Regions from separate parts of the Mus musculus genome. Here regions 1, 3 and 4 are each linked to region 2. A link is a loop called in an ENCODE intact Hi-C map of the cell type or tissue named here. Cell type or tissue: left cerebral cortex. All regions are shown on one strand. Region 1 overlaps Gm34730 (a long non-coding RNA gene). Region 2 has its middle 25 kb from the start of Hpf1. Region 3 has its middle 54 kb from the start of Gm45650. Region 4 has its middle 65 kb from the start of Gm45650.

Region 1 (8,000 bases), 250 kb after region 2:
CCAAAAAAGACCTATATACAGTCTTGGGGATGATTCAGGGTTTGAAAGCAGGTATTTCTAATTGGTTTGGACTGAGCGTTTGGGGAAACTTTATTTGCATGTGAGAGGGCTTAGTGCTGCTACTTTGTGATTGATGCCTTATACCTCTCTGCAGGGGGGCTGTGGGAGGCTTCAGCTAAGTGCCAGGGGCGTGGCCAAAGTCCTGCAGTCCCATGCAGGTGAAAATCTCCACCCACCAAGGCTGGGGGCGTGGGGGAGGGTTCAAGGCCTATGCTTGACTGAAGACCAGGCTGTCTGTGCGCAGCCCATTGTCCCACACTAGTTTCTGTTTGTTGTTTTTGTTTTGAGACAATGTCTTGTATCACAGGTTGGTTACAATGTCTTGCTAGCACAAGCTGGTCATGAACTCTGTACTGGCTGGTTTTGTGTGTCAACTTGACACAAGCTGTAGTTATCACAGAGAAAGGAGTTTCAGTCGGGGAAGTGCTTCCATGAGATCCAGCTATGGGGCATTTTCTTAATTAGTGATCAAGGGGGAAGGGCCCCTTGTGGGTGGGACCATCTCTGGGATGGTAGTCTTGAGTTCTATAAGAGAGCAGGCTGAGCAAGCCAGGGGAAGCAAGCCAGTAAAGAACATCCCTCCATGGCCTCTACATCAGCTCCTGCTTCCTGACCTGCTTGAGTTCCAGTCCTGATTTCCTTTGGTGATCAACAGCAATGTGGAAGTGTAAGCTGAATAAACCCTTTCCTCCCCAACTTGCTTCTTGGTCATGATGTTTGTGCAGGAATAGAAACCCTAACTAAGACAAACTCCATTATTTTTCCTCAGCTCCAAAGAAAGTTAGAGGTGTATATTCCCACACCTTGCTTCATATTCTAATTCTTATGCACAAAATGCCCCGAACGGCAGGAGTGAAAGAACTGTCCAGTCAGGGAAGCGCTCATATCTGGTTTAATTTTGATTTTGATTTTTTTTTTTTATTATTTTGAGACAGGGATATAGCTCAAGTTGTCCTCCAACTCGCTAAGTAGACAAAGGTCAACTTGAACTTCTGATCTTCCTGCCTCTACCTCCTGAGTATTGGGATTATAAGCAGGTACCACCCTGTTCCTTTGGGGTGGGGGGCCTAGGGCTGATGATTGACCTCAGCCTTTGTGCCAGCATCCTATGAAATGAGCTTCTTCACCAGCCCCACTCGGTTGTTTGCTGCTTTGAAGCTGTCTATCAAATTCCCAGGAGAATGGAAGCTGAGAAGTGACAGCATAGTGTTCCCCCTTCCATAGAATTTACTCCTTTGTGTCTCAATAACAAGCTTTTATCCTTTTAAAGGTTTCTGTCTTAGGGGAGTAAGCATCGTAAGACATATCTTATGTAGAGAAGGCTCAGGTGCTAAATCAAGAGAGTCTATTAACCCTTAGACAGCTCCCTGTGATATGAAAGGAAAGATCTTTTCTAATTGAATTTGATTGTTTCAGAGCTGTCCTAGATCTTCCTGCCATGTGGAAGTGAGCTTGCTCGTCGAGATTTTGGTGGACTGAAACTGTAGCTCGGTGGTAGAGTGCTTGCCTATCGTGGACAAAAGTCCCGAGTTCCAGCGTCGAAGAAAACCACGCCAAAGCCTTGCTGCTGGAACTCTTGCTCTGGTGGTTATTTTCCTCAGATCATAAGGTGCACATGATGTGCCGCACACATCATTTATGTTTAAAATCCAGTTTCATTTTTAACTCCAGGCCTTAGGAAGAATCTGCTCCACCATTCTAAGGTTTTCAAAGGAGAGATTTTATAGGGTAGACCCCACTAGTTCACTGTTTCGCCATTATAAGCAAAACCATGCAAATCCTGAGGGTCAGTTTAAAGTCGATTATGTGTCTTGAGGTTTATCATTGATAGTGTTTTGGGGACTGGAGAGACGCCATAGTCTATAAAGTGTCTGACCTGAAAGTATGAGGATCCCAGTACAGACTCCCTATACTTGGGTAAAGTCTGGGCCTAGCAGCACACAAGTCTAGCACTAGGTTGGAGAAGGCTATCTATAAACCTAAAACTGGGGTGTTTGTGGAGATAGGTGGTCAGTTAGCGTAGATGAATCAATGAAAACTCATTCAAGAAGACAGTTATCATCATGTCTGGCTGCTATAGGCACTCACACATGCATGTGCATCTTGAACACATGCACAGGTGGGTACACACACACACATCTTTGTACAAAAGTGCAGTGTTTTCACTCTATAGTTAGAGCTGCATGGTACTTGCCCAAGCCTTTCTTTTGATAATATCTTTACTAGCTTAAGTACCAGGACCTCCTCGTTAATGCTGGTAAAGAATCCAGATGCCAAGGCTCGTGAGAAATTCATTGTGAGAAAACTTGATTCCTTAGATGCCAAGAAAGCAGAATTGAATTTAGCTTCCAATAATGACTATGAAGGTTTAACTCAGCAAAAGGATGCATTCCTGCTCATTCTGCAGAGGTCTTAGTCTCAGATTGGTTATTCTGAGGTCACATGGACACTTTGCACTTACCATACTACTGAATGCAGACTGAATAATGAACTGCTTGGATTCTGTGGACATCATGGATCTTTGTACTTCTGTCATATGATCAGGGTTATTAAGCTGGACAATTTTTCTTTGATTATTTGCTCCATGGAAAGGGTAATATGGCTGGCCAGGCAATAGTTTGGTTTTGAAAGCCCAGCCTGCTAGCAACATGGATAAAGCACACATTGCCATGTAGTATCTGAATAGATTTTATAGTGCTATAAAAGACGATGATCTGTCCCTTTCAGAGTACACATTTCACAATTAACATGGTGGGCAGGATTTTACTGCCTGGCACCCCAATCATCTCATGAAAGTGGAGATGCTAATTAAATAAGTAAAGCAAATGAGCACGGAGAAGGTACACCTTGTTGTTGTTTCTTCATTTAATTTCCAGAATCAGCGAAGTCTTCACACTGAAGAAGGAAAGTTCCAAGTTCAAGGACCAAGATTAGGATCATTCTGGAACACCTTTTTGGGTTGGCATTCAGAACTGAAAGTTTAGCTCTGTTGCACAAAGGGTACAGTGCCAGGTGATGCACTCTTTGACCAAGAAGGATAAAATGGACTAAAGAAAAGGGGCCACCTACCCATCTCAAAACTATTAACCCAGAATTGTTCCTGTCAAAAGGAAATGCAGGGACAAAGAGTGGAGCAGAGACCGAAAGAAAGGCCATCCAGAGACTGCCCCACCTGGAGATCCATCCCATATACAGACACCAAACCCAGACACTATTGCTGATGCCAAGAAGTGCTTACTGACAGGAGCCTGATATGGATGCCTCCTGGGAGGCTCTGCCAGAACCTGACCAATACAGATGCAGATGCTTGCAGCCAACCATCAGATTGAGCATGGGGAGCCCAATGGAAGAGTTAGGGGAAGGCCTGAAGGAGCTGAAGGAGTTTGCAACCCCACAGGAAGAACAATATCAACCAACCAGACCCTGACCCTCCCAGAGCTCCCAGAGACTAAACCACCAACCAAAGAGTACACATGGAGGGGGAAGGAGGGGCAAGGAGGGGGAAGTGGGTTTAAGGAGGGGAAACTGGGAAGTGGGATTACATTTGAAAAGTAAATAAATAAAATAACCAATTTAAAAAAAAAAAAGAAAGAAAGAAAGGAAGAAAGAAAAGAAGAGCCAATAGGACAGCCCAAAGTGCAGCGATGCTACCAGTAAGCCCATGATTTATAGCTGTGCTGTTCCTGCAGTAATGCCCTGTGAGCATCCCTGAGGCCAAAAATTCAGATGGAATCCTCCTCAGAGCCCACTGCCTAAGTTTTCACTGATCTTTACCATCAGTCACACTTAATATTAAATTGCCAAAGAAGATTTGCCCAGAATCTTTGACTTTCTACAACTTCCTCATAAAATACTTTTTTTTTTTTTCCTTCAAGCTGCTCTTCTAATTGATGTGTGAACACCTACGTCAGATTTCAGTGCATTTGTGAAGACAGAGGCACTGGGGGCACTTGGCGCATTTACAGTCAGTGCATCTGGGGACAAAGGCAGCATATCCTGTCTAACAGAGCACCAAACATCAGAGTATGATGTAATCCTAACTCGTGCTGCAATCTTGATTCCATGTAAGATCAGATTCCAAGAGTGGGAATTGGGATTTTCTTTTATAGGAATGTGGGGGACACAGTTCACCTTCTGAAAGTGTGGTTTCCTTGAAGAAAAATTAGCTTCCTGTAAGAGACCCAGCAAATATTTTGAGAGTAAATACTCATTTGCTATGACTGCCAAGTAGAATTTGCCATTTTAACTTTGAACAATATGCTGATGGACCTTGAAGTGTTAAGTGTATGTTGGCCTTCCTAAGAAGCACACACACACACATACACACACACACACACACACACACACACACACACGCTTCTCTAGAATAAAAAATAGTCTTAAAAAACATAAAAACACCACTTCAAGACTACGCAATATTCTGCCAGTCTCACATAAGAAGACAGATTATATTAAGTGTGTCAGTTGTAAAAAAAAAATCAATATTTAAACTGATTCTGTTTTCTACCATTCCTTAGAATTGTTTCAACCTTGTATCTTCATCTAGTATGCAGCAGGACACCCTGTTGATGGAATCAAATAATGCTTGTATACAGTGACTTGTATTTTTGAAGTTAATTGAATGGACATGTCTAGTTGGCATTGTTCATAAAATTTCAGGCTTATAGTACGATTTAATCATATTGGATGCATAGTTCTTTCTAAAACTTGAAATTTTCTTAATATCAGATTTCCCAAATTCCCACTGATCTTTTCTGCAAGACTGCCACCTGCTGGCAAAAGGTTTGTTACTTTACATAGAAAACAATTGCACAGTTTACTCAGTGTACAAGGGGATGCATTACAACTTGAAACATGTACCTAGGCTTTGGGGTTTCCTAGGTTGGTGTAAATGACCGAAACATAGATGTCCCCAAAGCCCTCACCCTACAAGGTTTTATGTGTATTCTTTCCAGTTGGCTGTTAATAGCAAGCCATGAATACATGTGTCTGAGTCTTGGGAAGACGGGCCAACTGTGGCTCAGGCTCATTCCTTTTGAATGATTGTGAAATGACTATGACTGTGGGCGAGGGGTCTCTAAGCATTGTTAAAATGTATGCATCTCTGAAGTCCTTTTGTAACTACAATTTTTCTAATGTATTGGGAATGCAGCTTTGTGCTCTGCCAGGACTGCCACCTTACTCCCCTGGCTGGCAGCAGCAGCCCCAGGACTACCCCTCACTAAGGACTTCCTCAGATCTTCATAAAGTGACACAATTTTACACTGTGATGACAGGAACTGCTTACATGTGAGCTTGCAAGTCTGCTTTAAACAATCTCCTATTTCCTTGTCTGTAGCAGGGTTAACGATTCTGTTGTAACAGGGCTAACATTTTCTAGTTGTCTTGAAGTTTAAATTAGATTTCAATATATACATGAAAACTGTTAACTTTGTTATTGGTATCTCAGGGTCAGATATGGCACCACTATCACCAGTAATTAAAAGACTGATCAAGATATGACAATGGCCTCCTCTTTTATCTACAGTGATAAATCCATGTTTACTCCCCTCCCTGACTTGAAAGTCAGGTAGATAGAATTTGAAGTTTCTTGACCCTGTATATCACTAGGATCATGATAGAGATGCCTCCTAGAGTCATCAGTATGTTTAGAGCTCCTTTAGGTTTGTTAGTGTGCTCCCTAGTCTTTGTTCATTAAGCCTAACTATGTATTTGTTAGAAAGAAAGGTGAATGATGAAGACAGTTGCATGAGCAAGAGCAAGAGCAAGAGCAAGAGCAAGAGCAAGAGCAAGAGCAAGAGCAAGAGCAAGAGCAAGAGCAAGAGCAAGAGCAAGAGCAAGAGCGGCCATTAGTTCAAGGACATGAATTTACTCTACTTAGCTTCTGTGAGAGGTGCCAGAATCCATGATCAGGAAAAAGAACCCCCTTAAGAAAGACAATTCTCTTCTACGCTAATTCCCCCAATGAGGTAACATTTTAGGTGCTATATCATATCATGACTGGATTTTTGCAGATTTTTGTTTTGTTTTGTTTTCCACTCTTGCTCGTCTCAGCTTCAAGGGCCTGAGGTTTCCCTTATTTGCCCGTATCCCTAAGAGACTTGAGTAATAGAGCTGCTGGCTGGGTCTCTGGCTACACAGAACAAACAGTGCCCATGTGTGAATTGAATTAGGTGTTCAGGATGAATGTTCATCATTTTAAAAGCAGTGTTGATCAAATCCTAGTTTCCTGGAAAGCATCCCATAAACACTTGTTTCAGTCATTGGCAAAGATTCCCAAGTTGTCAGGGTGACGTTTAACTACAGCATGATCAGTGTTTAGATTTGGAGGCATTAGACAGGGCGCACACAATTTGATACTTGTTGGGACACTTGTGCTGGGAGTGGAAGCTGGCACTCCAGCACTGCAATCTGTGCTGCCTCCTTCTGAGACCTACATCCTTGGAACTCCAGCATCAACCTCAGGTCAGGGCAGGTAGGGCATGAAGTACTTAGGAAGGAATGCTTATAATAACCTTGGGTTTGTGTTTGTCATAAAAGGACTGTGAGTTCAATTCAATTAATGAGTAAAATGATACAGAGACTAAAAGATGTTGGTACCCGTGACTCAGAAATACAACCTGGTTCGTGGACACCATCAGATGTTTTTCTTTGAATATTACTGTGAACAGTTCTCTTCTCTCTGTTTTATGTAAACCCACTGTAGTCAACTTTTCTTTCTGTTTTTTTTTTTAAGTGCTTTTGAGAGACCACACTTTTGGGGTTCAGACTCTATCTTAGAAAACCTGACCTAAGTTTAAAATCAAGTAAACTAACAGGCTGGTACCTGGCTTCAGTTTTCAACTCATCCCCCAACAAAACCTGAGCCTAGATTCAGTTTCCATGCTGTTCTCCCTCAGCAAATCCAGCATCTAGCACCAGTTTCCAGGTTATTCTACAGCAAATCTGCACCTCCAAGTTACAAGCCCACCCCTGCCTAACAACCACCCGTAAGGAGGAAAGCAGAAGTTAAGTTTATGGTTTGGCTCCCAGCACCAGCCAATTGTGCTAAAGGCCACAGTAGCCCCCCAAGTAGATGCTTGCTAGGCTAGAAACACTCACCCCATGCTTGTCATTTCCTATAAAACCTTGTCCCAATGAGTGTTTGGGGCTTTTTCCCACCAGAACAGTCCTATGGGTCAGAGGTGAATTAAATCCGAGCTTGAGCTTATGAATAAAGACCCTGGTGTGATTGCACTGGATCGGCTCCTGATTGGTCCTTCAGGGTTCACAAACACTTCCTTATACTACATTTTGGTGTGTTGGTGGGAAAATTCCCCTTGACCTTCAGGACTACTAATCTAGAGTGTCTTGATGTTGGCAAATTCAGTCTAGGCCTGTCTATATGTGTGTTTGTAGTTCTATGATAAACTTCCTGTTTCCTGTCTGCCTGTATGATAAATCTGTCCATGTTAAGAGCTTCTTTTATTCTCTCTTCCTCGGGATCAGGTATGGGAGGAGATGGGGATGATGTACAGAAAAGTCAGGAATTTGAATAGAGGAGGTGTGTAGCAATGGGGGATGGGGAATTGGGAGTAATCACTAACAAGTCCCAGATGCCAGGAAAGCAAGAGACTCCCAGGACCCAACAGGGATGAGATTAGCTGAAATGCACAACAAAGGGGAGGGACTACCTGTAGAGACCATACCCAGAGGTTAGTCAAGGACCCTGGTTGGGGGATGGGACCACCCACTCATCTCCAAAATTTTAATCCATAATGGCTTCTGTCTAAAGGAAATACAGGGAAAAATTATAGAGCAGAGACTGAAGGAAAGGCCACCCAGAGATTGATTGCTCCACCTGGGTATCCATTCCATAGACAGACACCAAACTCAGACACTATTGTGGATGCTAAGAAGTGTTTGCTGAAAGGAGACTTTTATAGCTGTCTCCTGAGAGG
Region 2 (8,000 bases):
CCTACACAAGATCACAGCAGTCACGAGTCCTTATTTTTACAGAGATTAATGTACAGGCTGAAAGTTGCCAATGGTTTATAGCCATACAAGGTTGGTTTTGAATGTTTTGTAAGTGGATCCTCTTGTTTCTACCCTTTCACGTACTCATGGAAAAGAAAGACCCAAAGATAACTGGGCATCTAAGCTAAGAATCTTCCTTCCTCTCTCTTGGAAAATAGACACGATCCCAATGTGTTCCCTGGGAAGTAGGCTCTGAAATGGCTGTCAGCAGGCAGGAAAGTCATTGGTGCATACTCAGCAGTCACACTCAGAGGAGGAACAGTGCAAAGGAAAAGGTGGGGCTCTAATGAAGTCTTTACATTTAAAACTGTATGCTTGTGCTTGCATTTACATTGTGCATGTTTATATGGAGGTCCAGGTCCACTGCTGCTGTAGCAGTTAGAATAGGTATGGCCCCCATAGATTCATGTTTGTGAATGCTTGGCCTATAGTGGGTGGCACTATTAGGAGGTGTGGTCTTCTTGGAGTAGGTGTGGCCTCCTTAGAGGAAGCATGTCACTGTGGAGACAGGCTCTGAGATCTCAGATGTTTAAGCTCAGTGGTACATAGTGTTTCCCCTGCTACCTGTGGATCAAGATGTAGAGCTCTCAGCTCCTTTTCTAGCACCACATTGCCCGCATGCTGCCGTGCTTCCTACCAATGATGAGAATGGACTAAACCTATGAAACTGTAAGCCAGCCCCAAATGAAATGTTTTTCTTTATAAGAGTCACCCTGGTCATGGTGTCTCTTCACGGCAATGGAAACCCTAGGGAGGGTGCCTTCCTAAATCTCTCTTGATCTTATTTTGAATCAGGGTCTCTTGTTGACCCGGGAACTCACTGACTCAGATAGACTGGTTTCCCAGTGAGCTTGAGGGCTCTGCTTGTTTCTACCTCCCATTGCTGAGATGGTAGGGCCTCTTGTCACCCACTGAACTATCTCCCCAGCCCTGGATTTGCATTCTTGCATCTGTTTCCTCCCTAGAAACCAAAAGGAAAAAGAGAGAGACAAATGGACTAAAGCTGAACACAGTAAACTCCCTACCACCTCTGAAGCAGATAGAAGAACATTTATTTCTTTTCCCAAATAAAAGGGATTTTTTTTTCCTCCTTGTGACCTTGAGGTGGTAAAGACCTGTGGATGTCTCCAAAGAGATGAAATGGTTTTGTGAAACACTGTCCTGTCATCTGCTCTGGAATGAACTACTGAGCCACCAAAGGACACTTCACTCCTTCTCCTCCTCATATTTGTTTCTCCTGTAAATGGAAATTAGGTTTTTTTCCATCTCTCAGACGCGTCTATGCAAAACTCTCCAGCCGTGTCCTCAGCTGGCCTCCCACATTCGGTTGTCTCCCTCAGCTGACAGAGTGAGGTTCCTCATTCAGACTAATTTTAGCTCTCAGACAATTCAAAAGGCTGGCATTTGTTCTACAGGCTTGATGATTCTTTCTGCTTTGAGGCCAGAAAAAAAACATCTATTTTTATTTCATGCTAGTGATTGAGATATGGGCATGAAACAAGCAGGGCATTCAAAGTAACATTTCTCATGGTTTGTGTAGCTCCTAAGATATCCCAATGTATATTCACACTCCTTCCTTTTTACCTAAAAATGTGTGACTTCTGTTTTTTACTTCCCTTAATCTGTTGAATATATTGTTGGAAATGTGTGCTCTATTTATGTTCAGCTCAGAGCCTGGAATAGACACAATGCTGAGGATAGAATTCTGCACTGGATATCTGCCTTTTGCTCCTCCAATAATGGGCTTTCAGTTTTTCCAGAAGATTCTTCTTGGCCTAACTTTGGAAAGCTACTGCTATAAAATAAGCCCCCTTACCGGGTCCCAGGAGCTACAGAGAAGGGAGGTCAGCATAAAGGAAGTGACAGGGATGCATACTTTTGGAGTTGGCTTTTTTTTTTTTTCTTTTTCTGGTTTCTACAAATCCAGCATCATCTGTGAGATGCATGTAATTGGAGAGTGCTCCTGTGTTTTGTTCAGGCATTTTACAACCTCCTTTCCTTCACCACTTTAAAAAATGTCACCATCAAATCTCACCAGCATCATCTTCAAATAGATCTAGAGTTCTGCTACCTCTGGCCATCTCCTTATTCACTCCCCACCCACCCAGGTTCTAGCCAACAGTGGTTCTTGCTAGAATACGACTGTAGCCTTTTGATGTGTATCCACACTGCTGTGCCTGCTTCCGTTCAGTCCTCTCTTCACATGCAATGTGAATTTTTTTATATATAAACAAAAGAATACTCTATCATGTTAGCATTCATTTCATGAGTTCCCACTGCCTTTAAGACAACACTCAAAGCCCACCTGTGCTCCTCAGAGATCAGCATGACTTGGCTTCTCTGTCTCTCTGTCTCACTCTGTCTTTCTCTGTCTCCTCTCTCTGTCTCTCTCAGTCTCTCTGTCTCTCTCTTTCTCTCTCTCTCCTTCTCTCTGTGTGTATGTGTATAGGCACTCATGTGACCCACGTTGGTTCTCTCTATCCATGGACCTTGGGTTCTACCATAAAGCTCAGCTTGTTTCACAGTACTTTTGCCCCCTGTGTCCCCTGGCCCATGCTGACCTGGCTTACATCTGCAGTCTGCCACCCTTCCTACTGCACAGAGTCCCAACTCTTGTATATTTTGTTTTTCTTACTTGAAGTATTTCCCCACCCTGCCTTAATCTGGTAAATTCTTTCTCAGGTCCCGTCCATAATGTAGCCCTCTACACAAAATCTGCCTGTCCTGTTCATTTACCGTGACCACCACAGCCAGTGCCATCATGACTGACTGTTCAGCATTCAGCTCAGGATGGTTTTCCTATCGTTGATTTCACAGAGAAGTAGCTGTTCTTATTGCTGGTGTATGCTCTGTGTCCGGCTCAGGGTCTGGCACCTGATCACTGCTCCAAAGATATTTCTGGAACCAAGTAAAAAAAGCAGAGTTTCAAGGAGTGTGGTACAATTTACCAGGAAATGTGGGTTAAATCTAGACGAAAGAGGATTTTCATTCAGGTTGCTTTCTTAGGTTTTTTTTTTTTTTTCCTTTTACATAGGCTCTCTCTGTACATCCCTGGGATGTCCTGGAACTTGCACTGTAGACCAGGCTGGCCTCGAACCCACAGAGATCTGTCAGCCTCTTCCTCCTTTGTGCTGGGATCGAAGGTGTGCAGCACCTCACCTGGCCCCGTTCTGTATTTTTTTGGATCTGAAGCTTTTCAGCTGAAGATAGGTAGATTGGATGTGGAGATTTCTCATAATGGAGTTGAAGTAATGAAATGTAGGTGACCATTCACTCAATAAGTTGCTCTGAGCAAGGCTCCTTCTGGCCTTGTAGACAAACATGGTCCCCAAAGTAGAAGCAGCACAGCCTTCTGGGACAGAGTGATCCTGTGAAACCTCAAAGCTGGATACATCTGTACACTCAAGGAACAGCATCCACTTAAGTGCCCTCTGGTCTTCCTTCCCCATTATGCCAGCAAATATAAAATATATAATGCAAAAACTGAACATGTAGTCAATTACAAAATGACAGATGAACTTGACTAGACTCCAGGTTGCCAGTGACCTTGTCGACCACAAGAGGGCGCTGTTTAAACTCTTGTTCAACTTGGGGGAACAATTGAAGGAAGAAAATTGGCAATCTTAGGGTTGGCCAGATGGACACCTATTTATATGATAGTGACTCTGGAATTCCATTTATTTTTATGCTGTGAAAATTTCATTTTTTCTCATCTGCAACAAAATTTGCATTTTAAATGGCACTATTAAAAGTAGAGAATTGTTTTTTGTCTTAAAATCTAATTTTAAGTCTAGTTTTGTGTGGAAAAAAATATAAGCAATTCATATAGGTGAAAAATAGATGATAATTCTTCCAAAATTAACCTATTTCTATTTACTTATTTTCTAATTATACAGACTCATGAAGAAATAGCTTAAAAATACTTCTAGCAGTTATGTGATTTTAAATATTTAAATATATGCAATTTTTAGATTTAAAAAAGAGATTTATTAATTATGGCTAGAGGACTGTTTTTTTAAGAACATCAAGATGTAATTATATACAAATTTATATACCATGAGTCAACTGTACAGTGGCTGTATCTGCCAGCCTTCCTGGTACGTAAGATGTAGTTAAATTGTCTGAAGGGATGTGACTCAAGGCTAGAAATATGTTTTTCTACGTAAGGGCTACAGAGAGAACACACTGTAGATTCAGTGAGCAGCAGTAGCCACTAGAGTAATAGCTGTTTATGTAGGCTAGACCCTGTGCTTAAAGCACTTTACGTGGACGAAGTCATTAATTCCTCACAATGTTGGGAGACAGATGGTACTGTTTTCATTTCAAAGATGAGCAAGCGGAAAGGTTAAGTGACTTGTACAAGATTAAAAGCTATTAAGAGACGGGGCCAGGATTTGAACATCTCTCCTCTGAGGCGCTTAGACAGAATTCTCAGTTGGCAGATCCGGCTGAATCAAATTATCCAGCGACAGGGATAGAATCCTTCTCGTCCGGTAAGGTGCCAAATCTGTACAGCTATCCTTATTTTGAACATCAGGATTTGGCTAAGATAAGATTCTCTGCCTCGGGCTGGAGAGATGGCTCAGTGGTTAAGAGTACTGACTGCTCGTCCAGAGGTCCCGAGTTCAATTCCCAGCAACCACATGGTGGATGGGATCTGATGCCTTCTTCTGGTGTGTCTGAAGACAGGTACAGTGTACTCATATACATAAAATAAATAAATAAGTCTTTAGGAAAAATAAGAAAAAAAAAAAAAAAAAAAAGGTTCCCTTCCTCTCAGGCCCGTGATCTGGAGCTCCAGACACTATTGGGGTAGTGCTGTCAAGGAGGACGACTGCAGATACACAAATGAGAGACAGGCAGGGACATGGAAGGCTTCGGGCTTCTGTGAGAGCCCTGACACCCCCAACCCGGCTCCCAACACACAAATAGCCAGAAATGGAAGCCATCAAAGAGAACTCTTACAGCCGGTGATAAGGATGCTGAAGTGCGCCTCTCCACAGATGATGGCCTCAGACCCAGGGTGCAGGTGGAGAGCACTCAGTTTTCTCTAGCGGCAGGCGACTGGGAGCTGAACCACGCTCTAGTAGGTATGTGGACAAACCAAATTGGACTTGTTTCTTTTCTTGTTATTGCCACCTTGGTGGGAGGAAGTCGCAAGGGCAAAGGGGCTGATGGACATGAAGGACTGGGAAGCGAGTGTAAGCGGGGACTAGGAGGTGAAGTTCCCAGAGAATCAATAAAAATACTATTTTGGAAAAAAAAATTCTCTCTGTCTCATAAAGTGCTTCATGGAATGGGTGCCCGTGTTTAGGGTGACTGTCGGTAAATAGGAGGTGTGGGAAAGAGGACGGTTTCTGCTGACTCACTTGTGTGATGTCAAGCTTTATAGGAATACAGACAGACTTATATCTGAATCATAAAAATAAGACAAAAAAAAAAAAAAAAACCAACCAAAAAACCAAAAAACAAAAACAAAAAACCCTCAGACAATATCTAATGTTATAAAGAGAAACCACCAAAATGTCCTAAGAGATTACTTCCAAAATAATTTAATTAAATAGTCCTGGAACCTGAGTGTGTTTTAAACAAGTGTTCAAATATGTTTTATGAGAGAATGTTAAATATTGTTTTCCTGGCTGGGGCTGAAGGTTATAAGGGAATCAGAGGCTCCACAGCCATTTAGGTGATTGCTGGAGCTCTCCTGTATTTTCTCCCTCCCTCTCTCCTGTATCTTCTCCATCCCCCTCCCCTCAGCCCTCCTCCTAGCCTTAGGAAACATTGATATTTCTTATTGGAGGATTTGGTTGTTGTTGTTTTTTAAAGTCAATTCTAAACATAAAAATCAAAGACTCAGGTCTTGAAAGACTCCGAGAGGAGCCCCTCGCTCAGGCCTCAGGACAATAGCGGACACCCAAGAACTCACGACAGACCGAGCTTGTTGCAAACCACATGAGGCTTTATTCGGGAAAGCCAGAGCTCTGGGGACGACTCATATCCCATGCAGGGGTAGAGGAGTCGACCTCGAGGGGAAAGAGTTCCCAGTTTTTATAGGCCCTCAGGGGGGAAAGGAGAAGGGGGAGATTAGGGGATTTCCAGATCTAAACAATGTCTATTCTCAAGAAATGGGTATGGGAGGGGTACAAGGAAAGAGTCTAATGAAGGTGCAGCAATGGGCACACACCTGGCCAGAACATTGGCAGACACACAGGTTCAAGGAGTGGCCAGAGCATTGTGCACCTCTATTTTTCTAAATCAGTGAAGCTAGTTCTGCTAACACTGACATCTATCTTGCCAATTTCAGGGCTTCTGTGTCCTTTTACATTCTGCCAGGATCTTTCAGTCTCATCCTTTCTTTTGTCTCCTCAGGCCTTCCAGTTAAGGTTTCCTAATGAGTGGGCTCAGAAAAGAAAACATTTAAAAAAGAATGGTTGGGAAGCGTAGTGCCCTAAGATCCCTGTGTTTGTCCTACTGGCTGTGGCTTGAGTAAGGTTTATGTCCCGTCGAAAGGTTGAAAGTTCAGGTCTTGCCATCCTACTGTCCTGGACCTTTATGTGCTATGTCAGTTGGAGGTATGCCGTCTAATGAGCTTTTTGAACCTCAGTTGCATTTTCTGGTTTTTGTTTTTCTGTGGTATTTTTTCAACTCTGCTCCCAATGGCTATCCCTCATAGGGCTTGTCTCCAAGCTGGAGCCAGTTTGAATACAGGGAATTTAGCTATGTTTAAATTTCAGGTGAACAATACGCGTGCTTTTTCAGTTTAAGTGTGTTCCCACTATCTCGTGGCAATATTGTATTAAGCAGTACTCATTTCGGATCTGGTATTCAAGTAGAACAGGGTGAGCTGGACTTGTGTTTGCTAAATGTGACCACCCTCCATCCCCGTTTCCTTATCAACCATCACCTGGAACTCAGCAATTAAGAACCAAATCACTGGGAAGCCCTGCATGCTTCTCTGGGTTTAGTTTCTCAGTTTCTCAGCATGGGATCCACCCATATCTTAAGCCCATTGACAGAATTATAGTACATGAATGAATGCACCCAAGTTCTAAGAGAATGTCTTAGACAACTCAGGCCCTACAACAATTTACCCAGACTACGATGATTTATAAACAACACAAATTTATTTATTTATTTATTTTTCAGTTCTGGAATGTGGCACCTGCTCATTTGGTTGTCGAGGGTCTGGCACCCATGGGTGGCACCTTCCGGTGACATCTTCTTATGGCTGAAATGGCAAAGAAGAGCAGGATGCTCCCTTCAGCTTCTTTTGTAAGAGCGGTGACCTCTTTCCTAAGAGCACAGGGCTCACGATGTAATCACTTCCTGAAAGTCCTCTTATTACAGGCTGAGAAACTGTAACAGAAGTGTTTAGGGCCAGAGGAGTTGATATTTTTGGACTCTCTTTCCGTATTTTGGATTTTTTGCATGTATGTTATGAAATATCTGGAAAGGGACCCCTATCTTGAGATGAAATTCATGTATATATGTTAAGCATTATGGCCGGGATATGTGAAACATTATGGTCCGTGTATCTATACACACAACATTTTGTACAGTACTTTCAGCACCCCTGCATTCAGGCTGTACATGCTCATATAAGACCAGATGTGGAATCTTCCACTTGTAATGTGATGCTGACACTCAAAATATCATCTGGGAGCACTGGGGGAGGGGCTATGATTATGGAGCACTTAACCTATGCTGTCATGTTGGGAGTTAGCCTTTAGCATGCGAATGAATGTTGGAGAGACACACAGCTTCAACCACAGCAGTAATTGAATACATTTTCTGCAAATGTTAGCTATTGATATTGCTTATATTGCTGCTCTTCTTACTTAAGTTTGGAGAGAATAGTGGTTTGTATGTCCTAAGAACATTTTCTTTCATCTATCTATTTTCAAAGAGTATAGAGGTGTGAAGAGATGATACTTTGTCCT
Region 3 (8,000 bases), 92 kb after region 2:
CTGTGTGGAGTAAGTCCCTGTGCTTTGTGTTATGTCTTGCCACCGTCCTCTGCTCTCCTGCAAGATACTTCCTTTAGTCCTCTGCACTTGGCTCTTTGCACACAGTTCATGGTTTACAGTAGATTTCCTTATCCACTGATGTGTATGTTAGCTGATATGTAGGGTAGTCGCTGGTGGTGGTTTAAAATATCATCTTTCCTGGTGATCTGAAACGAGGAGGCATTTTTGTATTCAAAGAAGTGAGCTTTAATGGCTCAGTCACGTGTACTTTTGGTATCACTTTCTAGGACAAGGAAATCTCACATTAGACCACTTATAAAAGGAGTCAGGTCTTAGCCCCCAGAGGTGCAGGAATGGAATGCAGCTGGAACCTTTCATGTGGCAGAGAAGGTAGACAGGGTGCACTTTTGATCTTATGTCTTAGATTTTCCCTGCTTGTCTGTGGGGTACTGTGGGGGTGCTGGAGCAGGCTCTTCAGGTTCTGCACACGACTGTGCTAACAGACCTAGTGTTTACTCCCCTACTCCTTCCTTCCTTCCTTCCTTCCTCCCTCCCTCCCTCCCTCCCTCCCTCCCTCCCTCCCTCCCTCCCTCTTTCTTTCTTTCTTTCTTTCTTTCTTTCTTTCTTTCTTTCTTTCTTTCTTTCTTTCTTTCTTTCTTTCTTTCTTCCTTCCTTCCTTCCTTCCTTCCTTCCTTCCTTTCTTTCTTTCTTTCTTTCTTTCTTTCTTTCTTTCTTTCTTTCTTTCTTTCTTTCTTTCAAGAAATGACACAAAAGGTGATGGACAGATGGTTTCTATCATCAGGACATAAAGAGGACAATGTCATTTCTGGTCCTAAAATGTAATACGGAAATAAGTACTTGGAAGCCAGCTTCCCTAATTCTGATGACATCTGTCTTTCCCACAAAGAAATCCAAAGGAAGATGAGTTGATTTTTTTCAGTCTTTTGTAAGTGTGTAATTATTCTCTTTGTTACAATGTCTAATTTGTCTTAGCTTAGAGGTACCATGTTCGCTTACCCAGTTTGGCATAAAAATTCTTGGAACAAAGAGAAAGTAAATGAGTTGTTCTGTATATCTTCTTTATGTCAAGGAGTTCTACCACAGGAAACCTTGGAGGATATTTTAACCATATCCAAACCATAGCAAATAAATAAGATGGGGAGATTCTTTTCTTCTTCTACAACAGTATATATCATACAATATATACAACAGCATATACCATACAATATATACAACAGTATTATACCATACAATATATACAACAGTATTATATCATACAATAATTACCAAAGGGCATTGCAGATCAACTGTTTATTTCTTCCCCTCTTACTTGACATTGAAAGTAAATTCCTAAACCTGGTTGAATTCTTTTTTTTTTATTTTTTATTTTTTGGTTTTTCCAGACAGGGTTTCTCTGTATAGCCCTGGCTGTCCTGGAACTAAATTTGTAGACCAGTCTGGCCTTGAACTCAGAAATCTGCCTGTCTCTGCCTCCCAAGTGCTGGGATTAAAGGCGTGCGCCATGTATGCGCATCACAGAGCTTTTGACCACAGTTTTCTCCTTAGCTCCTCATGCCTTGTTTTGAAATCTTGATGTATATTAACTTCTTTCTTCAGTCTCTGACATAATGAATATCCTTAAAATTTTAGGGATAACGGCATATATCCTCCTTTCATATGCTGGGTTTGGGATCGAAGCCAAGAAAACTCACCAGAAGAACTGAAAGCTTTATTTTTTGCTTGCACCAGGAGGTGGCTACTTCGGGATCTGAACGGAATCTCTGAAGAGAGATTGTACAACATTTTTATAGGATGGGAACACAAAGCAAGGGAGATTAGGTGGGATGTTGCATTGACCAATCATATTTTGACACAAGGGAAGTTAACATTGGTCTACCTGAGGTTAACTTTCAGGGTACTTGAGTCAGCTTTTGTAGTCCGCTTCCCCCCTGGACTCTGACCTGGCATTTTTTTTTAATTAGGTATTTTCCTCGTTTACATTTTCAATGCTATCCCAAAGGTCCCCCAAGCCCAGCCCCCCCAATCCCCTACCCACCCACTGCCCCTTTTTGGCCCTGGCGTTCCCCTGTACTGGGGCATATAAAGTTTGCAAGTCCAATGGGCCTCTCTTTGCAGTGATGACCGACTAGGCCATCTTTTGATACATATGCAGCTAAAGACAAGAGCTCCCGGGTACTGGTTAGTTCATATTGTTGTTCCACCTATAGGGTTGCAGATCCCTTTAGCTCCTTGGGTAATTTCTCTAGCTCCTCCATAAGGGACCTGGCATTTAAAGTGATAAGGGAACAAAGAAGTGGTCAAGCAGCTCTTAGTCAATTACAAGATGGCAACACATTTATGACTTGTGTGTTTTAGGTTAGATAACGGGATAACAGCATCTTTCCTCCTTACATCTGTTATTAGTTAACAGACAAACAGGAAACATTGGAAGAAGCAGGATAGGAGTTGGTTTCCGGGCCCTGGGAATGTAAACTCAGTTTTGATCCAGCCAGCAAGGTGAACTCGTTCCTGAGATGGCTGAACTCGGGGAACTACCTCCTAACACTCAGTCTTGCTCGTTTAAACAAGGGAAGGGCATTTCAGAGCTGCTCAATCTTATCTCCGCTCTAGCCAGGAAAGTCTGCATCCCAATCAATCAATGTTTTTGCATCTTATATTTAGCAGTGGCCCAGAAAATGTTGAGTTCCTAATTCAAAGTTTGTAATATTTTCATCCTTTCCTCTCATATGGAAGTTAAAGTTTCCATAACTATAATATGAAGAGGGATTAATTTAATACAAGACTCCTGGCCTTGGTGACAATATGCACAGCTTTGCCATCTGGGGTTTTGGTAAATTAGATTATGTTTTACAAACTGTGGTTTTCTTTCAAAAAGGCCAAATGCTATTTCCTGTCAGCTTTCTTAATTACCTGTCAATCATAATCCCTCCCCTAGAACTGATTACAGTGAGGGCTCTAAAGTTGTAGCTGGTCCAGCCATTATTTACTAGCAGAAAATGTGGCTAAAATTGACATGGAGTTGTCAAGAGTTAAATCTTGGGAAAATGTCTCAGAGGCCTTAGCTCTTCTCTTTAGTCAACTGTACAGATTTAGCAATTCTGCACTGCCTGAGCTTTCCAGACTTTCAACACCTAAAAATCCCTAACAAACTCCTGTCTGTGTGATGTGCAAAGACTGGTGAGTCACAGAGCCCAGAAAAGCACAATAGTCCATTTCAGGCTGAGAGGATGTAGGCGTTAGGATCACAAAAGAAACCTGGGCCTTGCTTGCAGCTCAGCCTACATATCCTGGCGGTGACTCTGTCTATAGTCCGGTTCCTGGCATAGTTCGCATTTTAGTCTTATGAGTCAGGGATTATGTGTGTCTACTGGGATGCTATAGGAACAGGTGGCATACAAAAACAATGCAGGAACAGGTGCAGAGAGAAATCAAATATTTTTTTTTGTCCCCAGTGAAGGAGGGAGAGGGGAGAAAGAGGAAATATGAGCATCTTTGGAATTTCCTCTGTTTGTTTGGTGGACAGAGTGACATCCACAAACACAGCCCCAGATGAGGTGATGAAGCAGTGGAGTTAAACGTGCTTCCAGCTCCATTTGTCTTTCCTACTGATGAGTTTCTGTACTTTGCTCAGGGAGAGTGATATTGCTGGGTAGGGATATCTCTCTGTTAAATTACTTGAGCGCCTCTTCAAGCTGTCAATCATCTCCCACTGTGTTTTTCCATCCATCTACTTAGAGAAGAGAAAAATCAGAAACACAAACACCTACAACTCTGTTCTATAGCTTCCCACGCATCTTTCTTACGCTTGTTTCTCTTCTCTTTGGAAACTACTACCGGAACTTCCTGGTGCACCTACACAGAAACATTCCAAGTCCAACTTAAGCCTCTGTCGTCTATAAAGCTTTTCACCAGACAGATTTTGACCTCTCTGTGACACTTTTGTGAAGACTCCACATATAAATTCATATTATATTTTACTTATATATTAAATATAATATATATTCATATTTTAACATATTAGTTATTTTTTGTTTTCTATCTAGACTGTGAACAATTCCAATTACTGGTACCTTTGGCAAATGTCTTGCATGTCTGTGAACAAAATGTACACGGGCCCCTTTATACATACTGGCTAGAAGTGTGAGCCACAGAAATTCAGTAAGGTTAAAAGAGGCGAGAGAAACAGGTGGAGAACTTACTTAAAAGAGGAGGGAGAAACAGGGGTGGAGAAGTGACTGGAGAGACCAAGCCTAGGGCTAATGTTGTCATGCATCTGCTCATTGGGTTGTCCTCCTTGTTTTAGAGGAGAGAGACTACATGCTTGATTCCATGCCCAGCAGCTGAAGGGTAAAAGACCTTAGAAGAAACAGAAGTTGGAGGCTGAGGTCAGGGAAACAGGTGAGGGCAGCCTATGTAGCAGGTTTTAATGAAGTTGGCAGGAGGCAAGCCAGGGAGGGGGTCTGTCTGCCCCATGGATGGAATGAATCGGGACCGTAGCCTCGAGCACCTTCCCTTGCTCACCTGCTTCTCATCCCCTTAGATAAGGACCCTGAGTTCTTCCTATATCCATCTCCTGCCTATTGCATCCACTCTGCTGCAAGCTAGGCTATGTGCTGTGGCCCTAACATGCCAAGTCACTACTTTGCTTCTGTGCCTGTTTCTCCTGGAACCCAAATGGCTTTTGACTTATTTGGTTCTAGTCTTGCTTAAATGTCATCTTTCAGGGGATGTCTTTCCAGGGCACCCCATTCAAAAATCCCTCTTTCCTTTTCTTCTGTTGCTCTTCTAAATATTAATTGTATTGTTCTTTGTGATGAATCTCACCTCCTGACTGTACACCTGTGTATCTAGCTATACATATGTGCATACACGTGCACCATTGTGCATTGCTTAAAGACAGGAATGAAGTCTAAGAGCCCAGTCATTAAGAGAGTGTGTCATTGTGTGAGCATCATAGCCTGCTTCCACAAGCCTTGGTGGTACAGATTGCTTACACCAAAGCTATCCAACCAACCCAAATATCATGTGACTATGTTCTGCAGTTAGCTGTAACACATCTACATGCTGTCTCTCTTAACATATTTAAACAAAAATATAAATTGGTATATAGTAGAAGTCTTTCAGATCCATTATAATCTCCTTGGATCATCATACATGTAGTCCATCCCTATGTAGTGTGAGACACACAGACATACACACTTACATTTGTTTACTGTCTTTTTCCTCTGAATCTGAGCTCCTGCTTCTCTTTCTAGGTCCTAGGTCATAGCAGGCTTGTATTGAATACCTATGACATAAATGATTAAAGAAGTCTCTCTCTCTCTCTCTCTCTCTCTCTCTCTCTCTCTCTCTCCCCGCCCCACTCCCATGTGTGTGTGTGCTTTACTGGAAATTAAATCCAGGGCCTTGGGCCTTGCTAGCTAAGTACTGTACCTCAGGACTACATCTTTAGTTCCAGAAAATGACTTTTAAAACAGGCTTTTTTTTTTTAATTTTAAATAGGTTATTTCCTTTTGGGAAATTTTCTTAATCCATCTACCTGGCTTTCACTGTCTGTTGACTGAATAGATTACACATAATAGTAGATTGTAGGGAAGGATATTAATTCAACACCTGACACTAGGACAGTCCCTGCCACAAGGTATAGGTTCCTAATGCATAACAGCTGGAGTTTTTATCTTGCTTTGGAATTTTCAAACATCTGTTTTTTTGCTATGTACATCCTTGCCTTTGGATGATCTGGTGTGGAGGGAGCTGGTGACTTCCCATTCACAAGAGACAAAAATAGCAGCAACAAATGGTATAGTCCAAGGGAGAAAATTATGAGCCTTTGATTTCCCTTTAAAAGACTGTATCATTTATTCTCTTAGGAAGAGCAGATGTTTTGACTTTGTTTGGTCCGGTCCAGTTAAGAGAAGGACACGGGAGTGTATTTATAGATATATCTTGTCCATCTCTGATCAGCTTCTGGAGATTCTGGTCTTTGACACACTTTGGCCTTACAGAAACAAGATCCGATCTGGGTGATTGCCCTGAAATATGCATATCCTTCTTTTCTTGCACCGAAGGTCTGTGACAGTTGGGGACTGTAAGAGAAAAGCATCTAAGCCTAGAAACAATGAAATGAATGCTAATCATGGCATGCTTTCTAGAGAGAAAAAAACAATGGCTGAAATTATGACTGTGAGGACCTAGTTGAATAGAAACTACCATTTATCTATCTCAAGAGCCCAATGAAGAAAAACTTGGTGGTTACATAAAGCAAATAGCCCTCAGTTCACCATGTGCCAGGTAGACTTACTTTCTTCCTAAAAGAACACCTACAGCATTGACTGCCCCACGGTTTGTGCTGTTTTATGTGAGAGTGTAAATATTGGGACACCTGAACATCGTCAGTCTTGAGTTACTCCTGTTAGAAGCATGACATGTGAAAATATAATCTTTGGAGGGGAGGCCATGGGAAGCACAAAGACAAAATGAACTGGGAGGAGGCTTGCTTCAGAAAACATCGCTACACAAACAGCTGAGATACAACCCTTTCAAATTTAATGAAGCACTATACATGCAATTTTATTAAAAAAAATCAGTGAACTGTTATTTGAAATGTTTCCAGGAGTGACCAATGACTTTCTGACCTCCATGACTAGAATATTTACTCATTTTAATTTTCTCAGATGACTTAATTTTAACAGATTTTTTTCCCAGTCTGTTAACTAAGATCTGCTTATTCTTTGCTTATGAGAACAATGTCTAGACAAAATCCTGCACTGAAATTTAGTTATTCACTGAGCATCTAGCAAGTAGACTAAGCGTGATGTTGGCCATGTGCGCATCTTTGGATGTTGATGAATTGTTTTGCTTGGATCAGCCACTCTCCTTTTCTGGGCTACTATTATTAGCTTTACAGGAATAAGATTATTGTTGATGACATTATACATTACAGGGCATTTGTGCAGTTTTAAAAGAACCTATGCCAATGCAGAATGTTACTGAAAACATAATTCTTGTTTTACATATGTTTTAGAGAAAGGTTAAAAGAAAAAATTGCAAATTGGATTCTGTTCTGCAATGAAAGGGCAGCTGTCAACTAGTGCCCTGAGCTTTCAGAAAATGGAAAGTGATGCCCCAAACTCAGCATAATTATTCTATCTAAGGACTTGGCTTTTTAAGGCCCTCACCCTGCTGTGACTTATTCATCTTCTTTATATCCACCCAGCTACCTGCCTAGCTCCTGAGAAGTTCTAGATAGAAAGGCAATTTGGTACAAGTCTAGTGATTTTCTGTGTTAAAGACTAAGTTTTACTCTTGTGTTGTTGCCATTATGGAAATTAAAGGTATTTATGAATTTGAAGCATCCAATGACATTTGCCTGGAGACTCACTGAGGAGACCCAAGTTTTCGTGTTGTCAGAAATACTGGTCATCTTTCTCATACTCATGTGGATGTGAGATGGACTCTCGTCCTAAGCATAAAGGGGGACCAGGAGTTAGAAGTTCAAGAAACATTGGGGAAACATGTTTCCTTCATCTCTTCAAGTCACTTTGCAGGCGCCCTAAGAAAGTACAGTGCAGGGAGCTGGGCGTTGATGGCTACCAAGTGTTACTCATGGCTGCATGACTCTGATATTGGGAAGAATCCTGTAAACACTTGTGCCTGCTTTACATCACCCATTTTTTATATTTTGGGGGTAAATGATGGGTTTTTATTTGTAGAGATTGACCATATCTCCTGCCAATCATCTTGGGGGAAAGATAATCCCAAATAAAACATTTGAATTAGTAGGGAAACTTTATTCTGGGGGATACCAGCAGAAAGATTTGAGATTAATTCCCTTTGTGGAGCTGGCTGAAGCCTGGGAAGATGTAAGAATTGGGTTAAGCTATCGAAATCTCATTCTATCAATAAATGTGTTTATTACATCTTTGCTCCTCTTCCCCCTTAAAGCTGCAAGGAGACTTTTGTAAAGGATATAATTAGGT
Region 4 (8,000 bases), 81 kb after region 2:
CTTGATACCAGGAAGCATCAGGCACCATCTTGGAGGTCAGCTAGTTCATAACATTTTAGCATGAATATTTATCACGTTGTTTTTAAAAAGAAGGTTCTACAATGACTACAATGATTACATTATATTATTGTAGGTCTTCTCAAGTACATAAGAATGCTATACAATTGTAAGGCTTGCTTTCTTCCTTTCTTCCTTCCTTCCTTCCTTCCTTCCTTTCTTTCTTTCTTTCTTTCTTTCTTTCTTTCTTTCTTTCTTTCTTTCTTTCTTTCTTTCAGCAAAAACAGTGATATCTATCCACTAATCCAAATCAATGCTGCTTTTTAAGGTACTCACCTTAGGAACCTGTGAACTTATTCTGACAATGTCAGGCTATTGTCACAAATGTAGCCGGAATCTTCTGTGACCAAGATTGGAGTCTTTCAATATATTTTTCTTTATCAATAAACTCAAAGATGCTATCAGACAATTGTGGTAGTCAATAGAACAACCAGTTATTTCTTCTTGATTTTCTGTTGTTCAGCTTGCATTACCAAACCAGATGTAATATTCAAAATTGTGGTTCTGATATCCAACTATGGCTTAACAAAATGATAGACTTTAGCAAAACAAATTATTGTATGATCCAACTATTTCAGAGAACTTGAAAAACTTCAGCTCTTTAGCCTACTCATGAATGTGCCCTCCCTTCTGTTCTCAGTAACAACTGAGCTTCCTGCTTAGTAAATACCCTGAAGTATTTCTCCCTTAAGTATTGTTATTAGAAGAAGTTCTACCTTGGGGGCTAATGGAACACCTGGTCAGGAACTGTGCAGATACCAAGTCTGAACACTGAGCTAGATTCCAGGGACCCACATGGTGGAATGAGAGAAATGATTTCCACAAGTTGTCTCTGACCTCTATATAATCCCTGTGATACACGTGCAACCTCTCAAAATAAATAAAATTAAAATGTAGTAAAAATTAAGTTCTATATTGATAAAAATTTACACATGCCATATCATATTTACATGACCTTTGATTTTTCTGGGAAAAGGAAATTGTGAACTGTGAAGCAGTTTTATTTACTCTAGCTTTTCATAGTGCCTGTCACACAGTAGGCACTTAATATCTGTTAAATAGAAGATAAATTGAAATTCTTATGCCATGAAGAATAGCTGTTAAGCTAATGAGAAGGCTCTAGGTCTCTTAATGTAATAAAATGATACTTGCTTAATAAAACAATATCAGGCTTTCTCCCTCAAGCTGGTGTGATGACATCATAGAATTGCTTTATTATTTTTTTTCTGAGAGTCCTGTGGAAATGCTATTTAGATTAAAGTAGATAGAATGCTGAAAAACGTGGATGCTTCTCCATCTCTACCCTGAACAAGAAACAATGACTACTCGACAAATGGACTGTTCTCGCTCTTAGTCCCTGCAGAAGTTTCCTAGAGCTAGATTCATACCCAGCTTTCCTCACAGTGATTGTAGCCTTACTTGTATCTTCCTGGCACTGAAAGCAATCGCAGTTGTTTTGTTTTGTTTTCTGATGTCCAGAAAGCCATGTGTGTTCAGTATGTGCAATCATAGTCTTTCAAACATCTGCTTCGGGCATAGAATGAGTAGTGGGGAAATAAACAACCGCTCTTCCCCCAGAGAACCAGTGTGATATTAGCAGCTCTGTTTTGGAGGCGGAGAATAATCCAATTGCAAGGCTGGCATAAATATTATGCTCATCATTCACTCACTTCCTCACACAGGAGGCAGAAAATCCCAGTTTCATGCTAAGCCCTCCAATGCAGACCTTTTCCTCCACCTAATTTCTTTCGGTTTCAAAGTGATCATTTGATTTCTAATGAGAATGTGATGCAGCTTCTATGGTGGAAACACGGAGACTGGACCTTTAAATATAAAAGCATGACAGATTGTCACGAGAGGATGAGAATTCTCTCCACAATGACAGGAGTCACTGGGTGCCTAGAACCATCTAAGAAGCATGTGTTTGATGGGACTCCAGTGAGACTGGGGAGGACTAGCTGTTCTCTCCAGACTAGCACTTCCTATCAGCAGTGTACTCAATCTTTGTGTGGCCCTGCCTCTCCCAAACATAATTCTATACTGGAAATTGAACCCCAGGGTCTCTGGAACAGCAGCCAGTGCTCTTAAGCTTTGAACTATCTCTCTACCCACAATATAATTTTTTAACCAGCCAAATGTAAAGTGTGCACACTGAGCCTTTGTTGCAAAATATTTCCCAGTAGATGATACCTTTCACCATGAAAAAGATGCTTGGCATCTTCTCTTCTCATGACTCGATGCTCAAGGTGAGAGTACTGCAGTTTTCTGATCTATAGATTCTATTAAAATCTTTCATTTGTATAATCACTTTTTGTCACTTTATTCCAAGCCATGGATGAACTTAGTTTTCAGGCCTCCTTTTCCTCCCTTTTAATGTGGACATGCTGTAGTTTCATTCTTTCTCTCATGACCTTGACTGTCTTGAAGGATCCTCTGTAGACTGTACCTCAGTCTTGGTTTGTCTGACATGTCTAGGTTATGCTTTTTTGCTAGGGAGTGTACAAAAAAAAAGAACCTCCCCTGTGTAGCAGATTAGGTGGCTCATGGCATTGACTTGTTCTAATACAATGCCTGTTTGCTTTGACCAGTCTTTTGGAAATGCTACCTTCTATTTTGTACTGGGAGGCCACATGACACAGTAGGAGACTCTTTGACACACAGAATAAAGGTTGCTTTGTATTGGTAATTTTTTATTTGTTCCCACCCAAGATCTGTTCTATTCCTGTCTTTCTTGGCTCCATACTCTCCTACGTAAGAATTATATCACTAGAGTCTCTGAATAGATTCACTGAATAACTAACATCAGCAGAAGATCAACATATCAGAGGAGAATAAGTTGAGGCAATTTGATCCCCTGTAACATCTACTGATTTGGTTCTGGGTCTTTGGCAGTAGATGGATCTTCACAGCCACCACTCCCACTTTTACCCAGCATCCTGTCTTCTTTTTTTCCCTATTTATTTTTTTTATTTATATATTTATATTACAGGTCACCAAAGCATCTTGTCGTCTAGCTCATGGATATATGGGTGTCTTCTGTTGTTAGTTTCTAGGTGCCTCACCATGCTTTTCTGGTTCTCTCATCTCTGCCTACACATCTAAAAGTAGATCTTTGTAAGAGATGCTTAGCTGGCTGGACCTAAATTCTCTTTAGGGCTGTGAATCTCCGTGGTCCAGTGAAGTGTTAATTTCTGGTTTCTTTGGAGACTTTGGAGTTGTGTCATATGTTGTTTTTCTGGAAACTGTCTTATGAGAAGATGATTTTTCCTGAAGTAAACATGGGGGGGGGGGGGAGATGTTCTTCTAAAAGTAGACACATGATTTTTTTTCTGGAGGCATCCTGGAAGAAAGAGGCATGTGATGTTTTGCTAAAGCAGATTCTTGAGAGAACATGTGATGTTTGGAAAAGATATAAATACAACTCAACAGACGATGGACAATGCTGGATGGTATTGGTATACCTCGTTATTCTTTACTGGTCATCATTGCTTTGCTGACAACACTGGGTGGTATTGGTACACCTTACCATTCTTTGTTTGTTATCATTTGTTGTGACTTCATAAAGAGAAACGCACCAAAAATCTTCTGGTGGTCTGGCAGTTTTCTGCCAGTTCTGCAAGGACTCAGGCTGTTTGACAGAGCCTTGTGGTTTCTTCTGGATCAACCTGCTATTGCTGATTTGTGCCTAGTGTTTGCAAGTGGATTAAGCTGTTGCTGCTGATTGATGTGAACTGAATTGCTGATATCCTGACAATGAAGATTAGATTTGCTCCATCGAAATATTTCTAAACAGGTCCACATCCTCTTTTGCTTTATTAACTTTTCATTTCCATTACCTCTGGTAGGCTAGAAGGGATGTTAAAGCATTTAAGAACCCTTATTAAAAGGTTTTGAAACTCTAAGCCTACAGTCCAGTTCTCACTTCCTGCAGTATTTTTGGGAAATATATATGAGAAAAACAAGCTTATGAAAAGGATAGAAAGGACTAGTGATATGACTACTGTGTTAGGAAGAACAAAAGCCATGAGTTGCTCATTTATTACAAGAAAAGACACAAAGCAGAGCTCAAAATAACCGCAAGTCATTGTGTATTTTTTCCTTGAAGTACTTAGAATGCAGTGCAGGTTATCTGTAATGGAGAAGTCAGAAGGGGAGAATGCCATAAGGCAGCAGCAAGGAAGTGTTTGGCTGCTGCAGAGGAATCCAAGGGGACTAAAGTGCATGGACTGTTTTCCTTTGTATGGGCATGCAATCCACCTCTGCATTGTTCTCAGCTCACTGTCTAACAGCTCCTTCCTTAGATGAGGACACAAAGGATCAATCTTCTGAGCCTGAAGCAACAGCTCTAACTCTTAGACAGGGAGGGGGGGGGGGTTCTAACCCAGTTTTCTATGAGGTAAAAGCCTCTGTTCCTTTAATCATAAGAGCAATAGGGGTGAGAAAGCAAGTTTGGTAAAGTGCTACTTGGTGGAAGAACTGTCAGGGGAGCAGAAATGTTTGTATTCATTACACTTTTGAGGGAAAAATAACCAGAGGACAGGGTAGACTATGGGGACAACAGAGGTCAGTTTCTTATCATAGAAATCCTTTGGTAAAAATCTTGTATAGCACAGATGAAAGATTACACAGGATGAAAGTTGGCTGTCCATCAGAGTAGGATTGTCCGGACACCTTGTTAATAGTTGGTGAGCATATCCTACATTTAATGAGCAGCTATTTTTACAGCCATCTACTTAGGAAAAAATAATGATTAGAAAGGAACTGAGACTAGTTTGATGTTTTACCATCACTTATCCTAAACTGATGATGACTAGACTAAATGTCTCTCTAAAAGATTGCATATTAAGATTTTATATGTAAAATATACAGATTGTAAGAACTTATGTTTACATAGCATATTTTCTCCAAAGACGGGCCAATCAATGGGTGATACAAATCTTGGTCATGTGGTAAATTTACTTTGAAAATGTGGGGCATAAACACTATGAAATTTATTCACCTGTAAAGAAAAATGAGGTCATGAATTTTGTAGGTAAATGGTTGAAACTAGAAAACATCATATTAAGTGAGATAACTTAGGCCCATAAAGTCAAACATCATTCTGTTTCTTCTGAGGTTCCTAGCTCCAAATCTTCAGATATGAGTACATGTTTTGAAGTAATTGCAGAAAGCATGAAAGCAAAAAGGAGGCTTTGTTGGGGTCATAAGCAATGGAGAAATACCAGGGTAAAAGAATTTGATTGGGAAATTAGAAAAACCTTGAGGGAATTAATTAGGGAAGGAAGAGGGAAATAAAAACAGTATAAGAAGAGGAGGTCTGACAAACTCTAAGAAATGGTATATTAACAATATCCTTAACAGGGCTCCATACCCAAATAGCGCTGGGAGGAAGTGAGCCTCCCAGGAGTGTGGATAGGCCTATGTGTACAGGTAGCATCACCACTGCTGCTCAGAAGAAACCACCCAGAACCCTCAGGACACAAGAACTGAGGGACTGTCTGGGACAGGAGTCTTCTGGTGACACAGAGCTACATATACAAATACTGCCAGGAGAGAACTGATCTCCCAGGAGCCACAGTCAGAGACAACAAAACCAGCTAACACCAGAGATAACCAGATGGCTAGAGGCAAGGGCAAGAACAAAAGAAACAGAAACCAAGGCTAATTGGCATAATCAGAACCCAGTTCTCCCACCACAGTGAACCCTGGTTATCCCAACACACCATAAAAGCAATACTCTGATTTAAAATCACATCTCATGATGATAGAGGCCTTTAAGAAAGACATAAATGATTCCCTTAAAGAAATACAAGAGGCCAGGCTTGTTGGCACACACTTTTAATCCTAGCACTTGGGAGGCAGAGGCAGGCGGATTTCTGAGTTTGAGGCCAGCCTGGTCTACAAAGTGAGTTCCAGGACTGCCAGGGCTACAAAGAAACCCTGTCTTGAAAAACAAAACAAAACAAAACAAACAAACAAACAAACAAACAAAAATAAATACAGGTAGAAGCCCTTAAAGAGAAAACACAAAACTCCCTTAATGAATTATAGGAAAACGCAACCAAACACGTGAAGGAATTGAACAAAACCATCCAACATCTAAAAATGTGAAAAGAAACAATAAAAACATCATAAAGGGGGATAACACTGGAGATAGAAAACCTAGCATCACCAACAGAATTCAAGGAATAGAAGAGAGAATCTCAGGTGCAGAAGATACCATAGAAAACATTGACACAACAGTCAAAGAAAACGCAAAAAGCAAAAAGCTCCTAACCCAAAACATCCAGAAAATCCAGGACACAATAAGAAGACCAAACATAAGGATAATAGGTATAGAAGAGAGTGAAGATTCCCAACTTAAAGGGCCAGTAAATATTTTCAACAAAATTCTAAAAGAAAACTTCCCCAACCTAAAGAAAGAGATACCCATGAACATACAAGAAGCTTACAGAACTCCAAATAGATTGGACCAGAAAAGAAATTCCTCCTATCACATAATAATCAAAAACTGAACACACTAAACAAAGAATATTAAAATCAGTAAGGAAAAAAGGTCAAATAACATATAAAGGCAAACCTATCAAAATTACACCAGACTTCTCACCAAAGACTATGAAAGCTAGAAGCTCCTTTGCAGATGTTATACAGACCTTAAGAGAACAAAAATGCCAACCCAAACTATGATACCCAGCAAAACTTTCAATTACCATAGATAGAGAAACCAAGATATTCCATGACAAAACCAAATTTGCACAATATCTTTCTATAAATCCAGCCTTACAGAGGACAATAGATGAAAAACACCAACACAAGAAGGTAAACTACACCCTAGAAAAAGCAAAAAAGTAATCTTCTTTCAACAGACCCAAAAGAAGATAACCACACAAACATAAAAATAACATAAATAATAACAGGGAGCAACAATCACTATTCCTTAATATCTCTTAATATCAATGGACTAGATTCCCAAATAAAAAACATAGGCTAACATACTGGATATGTAATCAGGACCCAGCAGTTTGATGCATAGAGGAAATGCACCTCAGTGTCCAAGACAAACACTACATCAGAGTAAAGGGCTGGAAAATAAATTTCTAAGCAAATGGTCCCAAGAAACAAGTGGGAGTAGTCATTCTAATATCAGATAAAATCAATTTTCAACCAAAAGTCATCAAAAAGGATAAGGATGGACACTTCATATTTATCAAAGGAAAATCTACCAAGAAGAACTCTCAATTCTGAACATCTATGATTTTAATGCAAGGGCACCCACATTCATAGAAGAAACTTTACTAAAGCTCAAAGCACACATTGTACCTCACACAGTAATTTTGGGGGACCTCAACACCCCAACACCTCAACACCACTCTCATAAATGAACAGATCATGGAAACACAAACTAAACAGAGATACAGTGAAACTAACAGAAGTTTTGAAAAATAGATTTAAAAGATATCTATAAAACATTTAATCCAAATCCAAAGAATATATCTCCTTCTCAGTGCCTCATGGTACCTTCTCCAAAACTGACCATATAATCGGTCACAAATTAGGCCTCAACAGATATAAGAAGATTGAAATCATCCCATGCCTCCTATAAGATCACTATGGATTAAGGCTGGTCTTCAATAGCAACAAAAGCAACAGAAAGCCCACATACACATGGAAGCTGAACAACACTCTACTCAATGATAACTTGGTCAAGGAAGAAATAAAGAAATTAAAGACTCTTTAGAATTTAATGAAAAAGAAGATACAACATACCTAAACTTATAGGACACAATGAAAGTGGTGCTAAGAGGAAAACTCATAGCTCCAAGTGCCTCCAAAAAGAAACTGGAGAGAGCATACACTAGCAGTTTAACAGAACACCTGAATACTCTAGAACAAAAAGAAGCAAATAAACCCAAGAGGAATAGACATCAGGTAGATGGCAGGAA

What was found. A loop is a pair of places that touch in the nucleus more often than their neighbours do. Peaks named below come from ENCODE experiments on the same cell type or tissue, not always from the same donor. Only the 100,000 strongest peaks of a DNase experiment are listed, where the experiment ranks them.
Region 1: a loop joins it to region 2, with 10 times the contacts of the local background. A loop is called at or near these places in 34 of 42 quality-filtered maps.
Region 3: a loop joins it to region 2, with 11 times the contacts of the local background. A loop is called at or near these places in 5 of 42 quality-filtered maps.
Region 4: a loop joins it to region 2, with 2.5 times the contacts of the local background. A loop is called at or near these places in 5 of 42 quality-filtered maps.

The regions. Positions count from the first base shown.
Region 1 is chr8:60,613,971-60,621,970 of GRCm38, reverse strand. It overlaps Gm34730 (a long non-coding RNA gene), which reads left to right. Exons shown (of 3, transcript XR_379010.3): 2 at 1,477-1,669; 3 at 2,937-5,557. Among named protein-coding and RNA genes, the nearest start is that of Gm34730, 14 kb to the left of the region's middle. In left cerebral cortex, CTCF peaks have their summits at 4,644 and 4,843 (motif pointing left); a DNase peak (open chromatin) is centred at 4,832.
Region 2 is chr8:60,861,338-60,869,337 of GRCm38, reverse strand. No RefSeq gene overlaps it. Among named protein-coding and RNA genes, the nearest start is that of Hpf1, 25 kb to the left of the region's middle. In left cerebral cortex, a CTCF peak has its summit at 3,610 (motif pointing right); DNase peaks (open chromatin) are centred at 2,166, 3,652, 4,214, 4,456 and 1 more place; H3K27ac peaks cover 1,696 bases.
Region 3 is chr8:60,768,901-60,776,900 of GRCm38, reverse strand. No RefSeq gene overlaps it. Among named protein-coding and RNA genes, the nearest start is that of Gm45650, 54 kb to the right of the region's middle. In left cerebral cortex, a CTCF peak has its summit at 3,280; DNase peaks (open chromatin) are centred at 3,247 and 3,759.
Region 4 is chr8:60,780,418-60,788,417 of GRCm38, reverse strand. No RefSeq gene overlaps it. Among named protein-coding and RNA genes, the nearest start is that of Gm45650, 65 kb to the right of the region's middle. In left cerebral cortex, no CTCF peak of the experiment used is centred here; a DNase peak (open chromatin) is centred at 3,152.